Linked DNA regions of Homo sapiens: region 1 is linked to region 2. Evidence: chromatin contacts called from ENCODE Hi-C or POLR2A ChIA-PET data. All regions are on one chromosome and are shown on one strand. Each heading gives the region's core, a stretch centred on a gene start or an enhancer-like site at or near the end of the contact. The rest is flanking DNA. Distances are from core to core; before and after follow the strand shown.

What was found. A loop is a pair of places that touch in the nucleus more often than their neighbours do. ChIA-PET counts read pairs that join two places held with the same protein, here RNA polymerase II (POLR2A). Pooled maps may share reads with other maps.
Region 1: a map of HAP-1 shows a loop between it and region 2 (2.2-fold over the local background). The contact joins two enhancer-like sites. A Hi-C loop is called at or near these places in 19 of 168 maps with a recorded cell type or tissue (CD8-positive, alpha-beta T cell, HAP-1, K562 and 13 more) and 16 of 50 pooled maps. POLR2A ChIA-PET finds 5 or more read pairs at or near these places in 10 of 52 experiments (Caco-2, HEK293, MCF 10A and 6 more).

What each region holds. Positions count from the first base shown.
Region 1 is chr4:140,032,536-140,039,158 of GRCh38, forward strand. All of the region lies in intron 1 of MAML3 (mastermind like transcriptional coactivator 3), which reads right to left. The region is part of intron 1 of LOC124900783 (a long non-coding RNA gene); the gene reads left to right. Among named protein-coding and RNA genes, the nearest start is that of MAML3-AS1, 92 kb to the right of the region's middle. Within about 2 kb of position 4,921, at least 5 of the 41 ENCODE cell types and tissues checked have a DNase peak (open chromatin) inside an H3K27ac peak, as active enhancers do.
Region 2 is chr4:140,251,079-140,258,056 of GRCh38, forward strand. It overlaps a transcript of SCOC not described here. Among named protein-coding and RNA genes, the nearest start is that of MAML3, 100 kb to the left of the region's middle. Within about 2 kb of position 2,258, at least 28 of the 41 ENCODE cell types and tissues checked have a DNase peak (open chromatin) inside an H3K27ac peak, as active enhancers do.

The DNA of each region.
Region 1 (6,623 bases), core at 3,671-6,170, 220 kb before region 2:
TACTTTGACTATTAAACCTGTAAGTTATCTGAAAATAATTTTTATTACACATTATATAATACTGAAAGTATTAGACTCACATCCATATCAATGATACAAATGGGTAAATTAGTACAAACTTTCTGAAGGGCATTTGGCAGTATGTTACCAAAAACTTAATATTTGAACCCTCTTCATTCTGTCAACGTCATTTCTAAAGATTTATTCTGAGGAAAACTTACTCGACATCTAGGAATATGGTCAATTTTTATTCTTCTGCCTTTACACTTTTTGATAAATTCCAAAGTTCCTTACAATGAATTTATGTCATTTCTACCATTGGAAAAAAACCTCTCATTGTTTGTAAAAAAAAAAAAAAAAAAAAGTGAGAGAATGCAACTGGCTGCTTATCCTTCAAGAAAATATCGGGCTCTTGTGCACTGGGTGATTTTTTTCTTTCTGGTCAAAAGTTTGTAGAAAGGGAGAAACTGTGTTTCCTGGGAAAAGCCACCAGCTTCTAACCATGAACGGGTGTTCAGAGCATGAGTCTGTTTTGGAATTTCCAAAAAGCATACAAGAATAAGGCTCTGGCTGAACATCCTTTTCCTATATGGATTGCACATAATCAATAGACCTAGAAGCACTTATTGAACACATCCTGTGAACATCATTGCACTAAGAGCTATTCGAAACAAATGGCAAGGGCTTTTCCATGCCATTTATAACTAAGCCCTGTGGCAATGACATAAACATATGAAAAGATGACCATGAATAGAGGCCGTAATTAATTTCCAAATACAAAATGTAGGTATCTAGAAAAGGAAGAAGCTCACGCAAAACCTGAGTGGCGAGGAAAGGCTTTGCAGAGAAGGGCTCAGCCTTGAAAAAAAGATGGAGCAAGAAGAGGTACGGTATGGGAAAGAATGGTTTTACTGGGTTTGAGTGGTAGAATACTGAAAAACAAAGATCAGAAGGAAAGGCTGGGCAGGCCCAGCCTGAGGAGCATCTCAACTCCCGAATGACATTTGATCGCCTCACTGGATGTCTATTTTATGTTAGATGCTCCATAAGGCCATATAGCACAGTGGTTAAGAGCACTGAGTTCTAGAATCAGAGCACCTGGATTCAAACCAACTCTGATGCTTACTAGCTCTGTGATCTTGGATAAGTCACCTAAGCTCTCAGTTTCCACATATATAAAATGAGGATAACAACAGTACTCACCACACAGGGTTATCGGGATGATTAAGTATGCATGTGTAAGGACTGAATAAATGTTCAAATGTTGGCATGGCACTGGGCACACAATGGAATAATGTCTGCTTGCATTAAGCAGTGCTATGAGACTTTTTTAAAGTGTGCATTCTTATTTTAAAATCTTTGTGAGGTCTATAAAAGAATGTGCCCACCTTTGGAACTACAATGGCCTGAACATAAATGAGTTGTTTTTTGACGACTAACCACCCTGCAATGGGTCTCAGAGTCATCATTATATACCACCCTTCTCACAGTGTGGACCAATAATAATAACAACAACAACAGCAACAACAGCTTTGTATAGCAACCAAGGGTTTACAAAAGGCTTCTATCTCATTCACAAGAATTCCATGAGGTAAGCCAGACAAGAATCAGGATGGAGGCAAGACGAGGACCCAGGGTTTCTGCGTTCTTGTCTAGGACTCTTTATAGCTTACAAAGTAGCCTATGAAGAGACAGACCAAATACAAACTGATCCTTAGACTCAACCTGGAAGTTAATTCCTTATAAATGAACATCTGATGTGAGATAGTCTGGTTGTGATTTGACTTAGACAGAAATGGAGTAGATTACTTAGAAATTTAAACTCTTAATAAACCATTGAAGTTTTGATGTCCAATGTTCACACATACCTTGAAAAAGAGATGGAGTTGGAAGACATATGGTATGAGAAAGAAAGATTTTACTGGGTTTGAGTGGCAGAATACTGAAGAACAAGGATCAGAAGGAAAGGCTGGGTGGGCCCAACCTGAGGAGCACCTCAACTCCCAAATGATGTCTGATCACCTCACTGAATGTCTATTTTGTGCTAGATGCTCCATAACGCCATATAGCACAGTGGTTAAGAGCACTGAGATCTGGAATCAGAGTACCTGGATTCAAACCAAGTCTGATGCTTACTAGCTCTGTGAAGATACCTCTGATTTTCAGTATTCAACTATTCAGTAGCTGAATTTTTGTCTTGCTTTAGATTTGAAAGGAAAGTAACAAAGAGGGCATTGCTATTATTTGATTGTAGTTTGAATCCCTGCTTGTCTAATTCCAGGAAGTTCCAGTTAATAATATACAACCAAATCAAATAACATATTGATGGAGGTTATACATGGGTAGAGGCAGGCAAAGCAACATCTACAAACCCCACTGGGAAACAGTTACCAGACACAAGCTAAAAATGTATTCAGTTGTCCAACAATATGAACCAAGGAAGTTCTTTTTTGAGATGGAGTCTTGCTCTATTGCCCAGGCTGGAGTGCAGTAGCATGATCTCGGCTCACTGCAACCTCTGCCTCCCAGGTACAAGCAATTCTCCTGTCTCACCCTCCTGAGTAGCTGGGATTACAGGTGCCTGCCACACCATGCCTGGCTAATTTTTTCGTATTTTTAGTTGAGACAGGGTTTCACCATGTTGGCAAGGCTGGTTTCGAACTCCTGACCTCAAGTGACACACCTGCCTCAGTCTCCAAAAGTGCTGGGATTAGAAGTATGAGCCACCACGCCCGGCCAAGCCAAGGAAATTCTAAGGTGAAACCCTGAAAAACAGAAAGTTCATGTTCCAAATATGTGAAATCAACGGAGTCCTTTCCAAATCAGATATCTGAACACAGGACCCAGGTTTTCCTCCTTGTTTTATCCAATAGTATAATTACTGCAATCATCACTTAATAACATATAGCTTTTAAATTACAAACCACATCCTTACCTCTAGGGAATATATGTAAAAATCTTTCCATTAAAATGCTAACATTGCTGGGCACAGTGGCTCACGCCTGTAATCCCAGCACTTTGGGAGGCCAAGCAGGTAGATCACGAGGTCAGGAGATCAAGACCATCCTGGCTAACACAGTGAAAACCCGTCTACTAAAAATACAAAAATTTAGCCGGGCGTGGTGGCACGCCAGCTACCCAGGAGGCTGAGACAGGAGAATCGCTTGAACCCGGGAGGTGGAGGTTGCAGTGAGCCGAGACTGCACCACTGCACTCCAGCCTGGGCAACAGAGCGAGACTCCGTCTCAAAAAAAAAAAAAAACCCAAAAACAAAAAACTAACATTAATAAAGTTTAGCACCAAATTGCTCTACCTGAGGTTGAACGGTAATGCTTTAGTTTAATTCCCTTCGGAACACATTATCTACTTTTTGGGTAGAGTTCTATCCTGATGTATTTCTTACTGGGGAGTTCAAAGAACAAAGAGCATAGTTGAGAATGAATTGAGATGAACTCAAACCAGAAACAAAGCATATCCACGAAAGGGAATAGATTATACAGGAAAGTAAGGATTAGGACCGATTCCTTTTCTAAATGACTGGCCACTGTTACAGCCTTATTCTGTTGTCAACAGTACTTCTGCTGTTAACTGAGCTTACACACAGTGTCAGTCAAGGTTTTCATTGAATAACAAGTGTGTGTGATTTCTAATACATGTGAGGCCCATTCTGACGCAGTATGTATTAAAATGAGCCAAGGGAACATCTACCAATGGCCCCTGTCGTTGCCTGCCTCACTGCTTTCCTGGATACATTTGCCTCAAGTGGACACAGCAGCTGGAGAGAGGGATGTAAAGCAAGACCTCCGTCACCCAGCATGCAGGAACATGAGTATTTACTGGCTCCATCTTCACTGTCAGAGAATACTACAGGGAGGATGAAACAGCTACCGCGATTAAAAACCTGCTCCCTTGAAAACAGCCATGCCACTGCTGTGCCACACAATGACCCTTTCAAGTCGGGTGCTGAGCTAGATCAGCACCTCTCCTGCAACTTCTTTGATGGCTCAGTGTAGACTGTACGGTGTGCCAGAGAGTCCAAGCACAGCTCCAGCAGGAATCTCCTGGAGCAGAAGGCTCAGGAGAAGATGAGAAGAACAGCTGCCTATTTTCTACCTCAACCACGGCCAATTTTGTGCTCCAGCCCTCCTTTTCCCATTCCAAGTGGCATATCCTTTCTTCCTCTGTCCCTCTATTTAACAGTCAGACAAGAATAATTTACTGGAAAATTGTTAAGTTATAAAAATAACCATGCTTTCTTTCACTTCTTTTCCCAAAAGTTTGTCTCCTAGAGCCAATCTTTAGAATCCAACTCTTGGTGTGTATTTTAGAAAACACCTTGAAGATGACGGTGGCTCAGAAGCACACTATGGTACATGCTGCTGCTATGGTCAGTGCTCTGTGCTCTTCAGTCCCACTTTCCAATACTGAAACTTGCTTCAACACAAGAATTTATATCAGACTGATATTGTCACAAGTTCCAAGGATCCCAGCTGACATCGCTGTGGCCCTGCTTGGGGGAAATAGAACTAAAAGACTTTATATTAATTCACTGGTATCTTTTAGTCCACTGACGATCATATAACACAGTTCAGTAGATTACTGGGAAAGTGAGGCACTAAGAACCCTGATGTTTTTGTTCCCAGAAAACCTGAAGCTCAAGACTGTGTATAGGGAAGCACTATAAATGACTTCTGACCCTCTGCTTGAAAAAAAAAAAACAAAAACAAAACAGCAACAAAACAAAAAACAAACTAAGAACGGATCAAGAAGTTCCTCAGGTTAGGTTTTAACACGAATCCTTAGCACATTATTATCTTTCTGCTCTAAAACTGGAGTTTGCACTTTAAATAGAGATTTCAATAAATTAATGCATTAGCTACAAAGAAATGGACTCAATTTAAATGACTAAGCAAGTGACCTGAATATTATTTCCTTTAAATAGCCTGAGCAACATGAAAAGAAAATACAAAAAGGAATCTGAGTAATGCCCTATGTCTACAAGATTCCATCTAAGTAGAGCATGTCTCCCACAATGTGACTCACAGGAGGCCTGCAGCTTCAGTTTTGAACAAACAAACGCACGTCTTCATTCAGCACAAAGCTAACTAGTGTTAGTTATACAGCTAACTAGTTATGCAGGCTATCCATATTTACATAATCAGAAACACATTGCTTTCAATAAGACAAGGCCCACTGAGTTACATATGACCCTAAGGTACGTGTATTTCAACGCATGTTAAACTGTACTTTTCAGAAAATCATTTTGTTTAACAAACTCTCAGCAGGCACCCTGATTAGACATAATCTATAAGGGCCCTTTGTCTCGAGCTACACTGCTCTGCTGTATGGGGCTCTCTTTGTGGTGATAATTGGTTTGGCTGTCCATTCCACCCATCAGGTGATAGAAAACTATCAATCAGCCTAAATGCAATGTGAGAGAAGTCTCGTTAGCCAATTAGTCAGTAATGAGAACATTAGCTAAGATATCTTCTGCAGAGGGCACCTTAGCCATTCCACTAGTCTGAGAAGATGACAGTCCCTATGTGATTAATAAAGATCACAGGATACTTCAGAAATTCTACATGGGTGAAGAAGAGAGTCAGAAAGAAATGCACTCGGAAATGCTGACTGTTTCTAGTGCTGCCAAGTGCTTTACGCAAAAACATTCCAAAACCACAGAACCACAGAACTTCAGAGCTGGAAAGGACCCTGAAGATGATTTGATCTCACACCTGCATTTTACAGATACGGCAGGGAGTGAAATGAATTGTCCAAGGTCACCCAGCTGGCTGGCAATGGTGCACCTCTTGTGGCTCCAAAGAAAAATATTTGGACTGATAAAAGCAAACAAAACAGGCAGCACATCAGTATGGAGAGATCCTACATGGCTTCTGATATTTTTATGGGTGTGTCTTTTTTCTCTACTGGTGGCAAGGATTATATGTTTTCCTTCCCTGACTTCCTAGGGCCAAACATGATCACTGTTTGTCCTGAGGAAGTATCACACATATTTAGAGCAATGGCTCCTAGGCCAGATTGCCTGGGTCCATAATGCCAGCTCTGCTACTTACTACACGTGTGACTTTGGACAAGTACTGAATGCCCTGTACCTCAGCTTCCCCATCTGTAAAAGAGGATAATAGTCCCTACCTCCCAGGGTTATGACAATAATTAAGAGTTAGTCTACATAAAACACAGGGAACAGAGGCTAGCACTTGCAAGCTCGGCTATTATTATTCATGAAGGTGCTTGTGAAATGACAGCTGCAACGACAGGGCAACTTCTGCATATACAGGAATAATACTAAGATAAGGCCTGGGCGTGGTGGCTCATGCTTGTAATCCCAGCACTTTGGGAGGCTGAGGTGGGCAGATCACGAGGTCAGGAGATCCGAGACCATCCTGGCTAACACGGGCTACTAAAAATACAAAAAATTAGCCAGGTGTGGCAGCATGCGCCTATGATCCCAGCTACTCGGGAGGATGAGGCAGGAGAATCCCTTGAACCTGGGAGGTGGAGGTTGCAGTGAGTCGAGATCGATCGTGCCACTGCACTCCAGCCTGAGAGACAGAGCAAGACTCCGTCTAAAAAAAAGAAAAAAAAGAAAAGATAAATTAAGGCAA
Region 2 (6,978 bases), core at 1,008-3,507:
CTGGTGAGTTGCTGCTGGCTGATGGTGGAGGCCTCAGTTCCTTGAAACATGGACCACTCCAAGCAACTGCTTGAGTGTTCTCATGACATGGTGCCTGACTTTCCCCAGAATGAATGACGCAAGAGACAGCAATGTGGAAGCCACAATGCCTTTCATGGGCTTGAAAGTCACACTGTCATTCTGCAATATTCACTTGGTCACACAGGTTAGCCCTGCTTCATAGGGGAGGGGAATATACAAGAACATAAATACCAGGAGGCAAGGGTCACTGGAGGTCATCTGGGAGGCTAGCAACCACAGCTGCCTATTGGTCCTGCCACTGCCTCTGGGAATCAGTCTGCCCAATGCCTGAACAGCTATATAAATCCGATGCTCACGGAAATTCTCCAGTATCCTTTTAGAGAAGGGTCCACAGCTCCTGACCTACTTGCCTCAGGTGGGTGCTGGCTCAGTCCCTTGCCCTAGCCACCACACCTCTGGCTGGGCGGCAGTGTGCATGTGGGGACGGCTAGGAAGGAGGCCCTGATGAGCCAGACACACAATCATGGCTTAGAATGCGACTTTAAAGCCAGGCCCACCCCCAGAGACTCTTCGGGCTCTAAAATGGCCAACTAAACCTAAGTAAGTGTCTGAGTTACACCTGTGAGGCTCTGGGGAGAATGCGGCCTCACTGGATTTCTGCTCTTTTCCTGGAGGGAAATAACCTTGCTGACTCAGATGGGAGTAAGAAGCTGTTAGCAGTTGCTGGGTTCACCTTCGATGGAAATCTGGAAATTCCAATGAACCACCATCATTTTCTGCAAGATAATCTAACCTAATTTCAACTGTAAAATTTAAATTTTCAAATGTACTGAAGAGATAGTACATGCCAGGCATTTATACACAGTATTTCCCTTAATCATCACAAAAAACCTGTGTAGTAGGTATCAGGCCCACCATTTTATAGAGGAGTGAACTGAAGCCCCAGAGGTTAAACTCCCAGCTAGCAAATGGGGGAGCCAGGGTCTGCCTCCCAAGCCTGGGTGATAGGGCTCTGTCAGAACTCTCCAAAAGAGAAGGGGCATAAATCACAGGTCTATCCAGGGAGCGGAGGGAGAGGGGGAGTGCCCCACACAGTCACAGCAGCAGGGCAGGAGGAGGATGGGGGCTGGGGGCAGCGGAGGACAGATGGGAGCTCCTGTTAGGAGCCACGTTTCCTCGGCTGGGAACCCCTACTGCTGAGTCTCTGCAACAGCGATGCCAGGTCTGTCTCAAGGGCGGCAAACTGTGCCTCTCCCTCCTCCTGCAAGGAGAGTCGGGTTGTTCATAATGATAGGTACTCTATGCCAGGCTTCCTGCCAAGTTAAGAACCACTTTTTAAAAATCTTCACAACATTCCTAGGAAGTAAGTATTATTCCCCGCATTTGATAGCTGGGGAGGTGCGGAGTTGGGGACTTTAGGAACATCCTCAAGGTCACAGAGCTCCAGGGTGTCCATGCTCACGTTTCAATCCAGGCTTCTGACTTTAGGGCCAGCAGAACTCTTTAACATCATGTTCCACCAGGCAGAGGTTGGGGGGTCAGGCGACCACATGGGCCGTTCATCTTTGCAGGAACTGACAGCGTTAGCCCCGACACAGAGGGCATGGGCCCCGCGGCTCCACCGGGAAGGGGGCTCGCCCGCCGGCCCGGGCACCCCCTGGTGGGGCCTCCCGCTCTCGGGCTCGGGCAGAACCCGCTGCTCAGGGGCCCGCGGTCAGGTCAAGGAATCCTCCTGTGGGCCTCGGCATTCCTCGAGGGGAGGGCGACTCCCGTCGGGCGGGCCTGCGCTCGGGGTGGGTCCGGGCTCCGCGGCCGGGATGGGTGAGCTGGGGAGGGAGGCGCCCAGGCTCGGGCAGGCGTCAGGCGCCGCGGCGCGTGGGGCTGTGCACGCGGTCACCATTTTCCTCCTGCTGGTCTGTGTGTCCCTCCGGCGGGAGCCGAGGCCGGCTAGGCCGCAGCAGCCCCGCGCCCAGGGAGAGAGGAGGAGGGGAAGAGGCCGAGGGCGCCCTGCTCCTGGGTCGCCGAAGCCCCGGAGGCTTTGTGTATTCGGAACCGGATTCACCACCTCCCCCGCCACCCCCGCCTCCCATTCCCGCTTTCTTTTTCCCTGACCGAAGTCCCAGTAGAGTATCCAGCAATTAGCACGCGAGGAGGGGGTGGAAGGCGGCGGCGGCGGCAGGGGTGGGGGCGGCGAGACCCCGGCTCTGGGCTCGGCCCCGCGCTCCGCCTGCGCTGCCTTCGTGCGCCACCTACCGGCTGCTCGGGGCTGCTGCGGCGGCCGCCAGAGCTGTTCCTAGGCGGATCTTGATCTCCGTGGACAATAGACAATGGGATTTTTTTTTTGGAACAATGATTTATTTTTGGGGGTGGGGATAAGGAGGAAGGAGGGAGGGAGGGAGGAAGCAGTAGTGTGTTTGTCATCGCTTTAGAAAAAAAATCTCTGTTCTATCATTGTTTCTGCATATCCATTATATTGAGGACAAAAGAATCCCGTTCTGGAACAACAAAGCCAAGGGAAATGTTTTCTGTGGCTGACATTTAATTGTGTGCACAAGGTGCTACATTATCATGGGGAGAGATTGTAGAAAAGAATAGGGCAAGCCTCGGTTCAAAAGCCTGACTTTTCTGCTTTAAGATGTGAGCTTACATGTGCCCCATTTTAGATTGTCTCATATATCTCCACTCATGTTATACACGACGCACAATTCTCCGTTTCCTTATAGTTTTCCAACCCACCGCAAGCATTCCTTGCGGATTATTTTTGCACCACTTCCAAGGTCTATTCCTTTTACAGTTAACAGGGATCATCATGTTTTGCTTCACAACCTCTCTACATGTTTCTTTTTTAGAAGCTGTTAGGGACCTTGGAGAACACGTAGTCCAACCCTCTCATTTTACAGATGAAAGAGGTAGAATGCCTAGTCCAAAGTCACACAAATAATTAGAGAGGGAGGCAGGACCAGACCTCTTGTTTCCTAATCCCTGGTCCCTACGACCTGCTATTTGATGTCCTAATGCCCAGCACTCCTGGACTTGCTCATTCCATGGCCTCCTTTCTGGCAGGAGAAACCCCCTCACAGCGAGTTGTGTTCCACAAAGATGGGTGCTAATTCAGGCCGAGGGGACAGAAGTACAAGCTTCCTGGCTTGGTAATCCCTTTTACCCCCCTTTCTGCCCCACCACCTCTGTAGCGTGAAGAAGGGGAACAGTGTGGGTGTCATCTTAATTTATTCATTTCATTATTTTGCTGTGATAAGTTAATATGTAAAACCTATTGCAGTTGTCCCCAACTCTCCAGAAAACATTCTCCCCTGGGATGCAGGGACTGAGCGCCACCTCTGATACTGGGCTAAACCAGAAGCATAACAAGAAATGTGTTCCATCTTTGGAAATTGTACTCAGTGGTCTCTTGGCAAAGGTGGTTTGCCCTTGGGAACTTAAATGATATGGATTTCTTTCTAAGGCTCATGAAAAATCCTTGGGAAGAGGCAGATAGCTGATCATGCTGTAGAACAGAGACATTTTTCTTATGCCACCTTCCAAAACACTACAACAGACGGCGCTCCCCTTTAAACTATTACTGTGTCACACTGAGACAGAAGAATTTTCAAGTTTTAAATGAGAAGCTCAGTAAACATCTTTGCACATCCAAAATGAGTCAACCCATCATAACAGCCTGCTTGTTTTAAAAGTTGTTCAGTCTGTTTAAAGCAAATAGACCAATCTCACAGTCTGCAGACAACCAGACAACAAGCAGAGAAAATTTCAAAACAAAAGGCCAGAGCATTCCCTAACTCTCTTTAAACTGTCTTCTAAAAGCATAGAAAAGAAGAAAACACACTTGGGTTGTAAACAATTTCTAAAGCTTTCTGCTGGGTTTTGGCACTCTAAGAGAACTGGTTTATACAGGGGCCATGTGACAGGGGCCTGTTAACAGGGAGCTTAGATCTCTAAACCTCCTAGTTTTCCTTTGTTTGTTCCTTTTTTTTTTTTTTTCCTACAGGGTACTGATTCATCCTGTCTCCACAGAAGGATCCACAGTTCAATGATATTCTAATATGGCAACCACACACTTACAAACACCTTGCCTCAAGGATTTTGTGAGAATCAAATGTGATCAAATGAGATAATGTAGGTGAAAGTACTTTAAAAAGCCTAAGGTACTCTTCAGATGTGAGGTCTTACTCCCTTGTATTTGAGCGTTTGAAGGCATTGAAATCATTAATTGGAGCACTGCTGTAACTGTGCTGTAGAGCTGTGATTTGGCCTTTTTTTTTTTTTTTTTTGACAGGGTCTCACTGTGTTGCCCAGGCTGAAATGCAGTGGCACAATCTCAGCTCACTGCAACCTTCACCTCCCAGGCTCAAGCGATCCTCCCACTTGAGTCTCCCAAGTATGGCCCGTTTTTCAGATAGGAACTTAGGGTTACACTTCAAGGGTAAAGCTTAACGTAGATTAGAGCATATTCAAATCTCATCTTAAAGAATATCCTCACATCATGTTGGAATCTGGTAAATGCTAAAATACTGGTGACTCATTGCTTCCCCAATGTCCTTATTTGGTAGCATGCAAATAAAAATGATCATTTTCAGATTTAGATTTTCTCAAACCGTGGTGCGAGCAGCTATTTTTACTTTTGCTTCAGTCACCATTCTCTGTAGTAGAAAGTGTATTTAGAGTTGTAAAAACTGTTTTTCCATTTGCAGCCTAAATTTAAATATAGGATACAGCCACCAAAGTACTCTCCTGGTCAGATACAGGAGTCACGATAGTGAAATCCAGGACTTCTGACATGTAGTCCTCATTTCCATCCATTTAAGGACTCCATATCGCTAACTTCACAAGTGCTTCATGAGACCATTTCCATAGCACTTCCCCTTAGGACACCTCAATTGACTTGCAGATGTTCTATTGCTAATTCTCTTAACAGTTGTATTTGAGAGTGGTGGGTCCATTGGAAAGATATCTGACTTGCAGAAAGTGAAACCTCACCCAGTCATCTGCCTTCTCTCTTACAGGCCATGGGACATATACCCTGTACTTGGCTCCACAAGAAATGACTGATGTCACCAAAACATGAGCAAATCTTAGAACCCTAATTTCCCAATAGTTGTTGTCCTGTCCCACCAAAACCAAAAGTTGGGCATGGTGGCTCACACCTGTAATCTTAGAGTGTGGGAAGGCCAAGGCAAGAGTATCACTTGAGGCCAGGAGTTTGAGACCAGCCTGGGCAAAATAATGAGACCCCCATTTCTACAAATAAGTAAATTAATTAAAAGCCCAAGCCTGCTATCACATTTCTCCAGGGGTCAGAGCTGGAGTTTACCTCCTGCTCAAGACACTGGCTGCTGGGTCAGAGGAGATTCGGACACATCACCTGGTTTAACCCCAGGACTCTATGTGACCTTCATCCCAGCCCTGACTCAGCAGCCTGCCCTGTGACTAACTTCCTGTGACTGGGCTTTCAGATGTTGATGTTGATGATGTCCCTGCCAGGATAACCGGTCCAGATTGGCCAGCTGTGAGAATAATTCAAGTGGGTTTCAGGTAAATCACTTTCTGATCACCAATCTCTTTCTCTTTGATAAAATATCCTGTGTCTCTTGGGGCCAGGTTGGTGGCACTAACTCACTGGATGCTTATGTTTATGAGGCTTTTAGGGGTAGTTAGATGAACCTTGCCAGTTCTCCTGTCCTGGCTGCCCTCTCTTGTTTCAGATTTTGTGATGGACTGGAACACTTAGACCCAGAATCTGACACCAAAGCCTGATGAAACATGGGGCAGTGCCTGGCCACCGAACCTGCCCCCAGAGCAGGTGGCTAGAGGCAGGAAATAAAGAGGATGCTGGTAGGTGTTGCACCTTAGGCAACAGAGTGTGCTCTCTCTGCCTAAAGCCACCTGCCCTATACCCATCCCAGATGGGGGCTTGGTCAGTGGGGCCTCCTCCACCTCCCCTCCCCAGACTCTACCATCTTTACTGGGGACTTTGGCCCCAGTAAATTCTTGCAACATATGAAATGCCCAGTGGAAATGCAAAATAATCACGTCATCTTTCACACATTTATGGTATGTTGGCAATGTTTCTAATAGCCACTAAGGGACAAGAGTTTATCTTTCTATCTTACATCTCATAAATCTCTTCCTTTTTTTCATCCCTAGTGTAAATTGTGCTTAGACCAATAACACATTTAAAATTATAGAGCTTTTCATCACTACGGAGATGCTCTTGCCTATGATAGGAACGATGGCTACATCTGAAGCTGAGCAAATTTATCTTTTCTCTTCGTCTGCATCAGGGTGACCTCTGGAAGGTAAGTGAAAGATTTTCACTTAGCTGGGCACAGGCTTTGTTCAAGGCATCTGCTTGTAAGAGCCAGTATTTAAGGGGGAGGTTTGGGCCTAGGGGAGAGCCTGGCAATCTGTGTCTCTGTTCTTCTTCAGAGTTTCTTTTTCAGACTCCAAACTGAGGGCGAGTCATCTGAGCTCTCTCACGGCGGTGAGGAGCCTGGGTTGTGTAAATATAGGTCAGTTATTTAACCTGTCTCTGCCTCAGTCTTCTTTGGGGATAATAATAGCTCTCATAAGTTCATTGTGAAGATTGAAAGCATAGAATGTGTGAAGAGCTCAGCACAGTGCCTAGTGCATAATAAGCACTTTTAAGTGCCAGCCAGCATCATGATCATGACTGTTTCTATCCTCCCGTTTCCATGTGGCAGCCTTTTGCTTTGCCAGGTCCCTAGAACTGCTGGAGGAATCCATACACCAGAGATGTCGCTGCACTTCTGGCTACAGTGCCATGACTCTTCATATCAGTCTCTGCCTCTTGGGCAAGGAACAAGCACAGGCGGAATTGGTGACAAGCTGGCAGAAACTCCAATCCCAGGCATGAGTGGGGTCCTCAGACAGTTCTTGCCTCTTCTTTCCACTGCTGACTGCTGTTCCTCACATAGGTCGTCC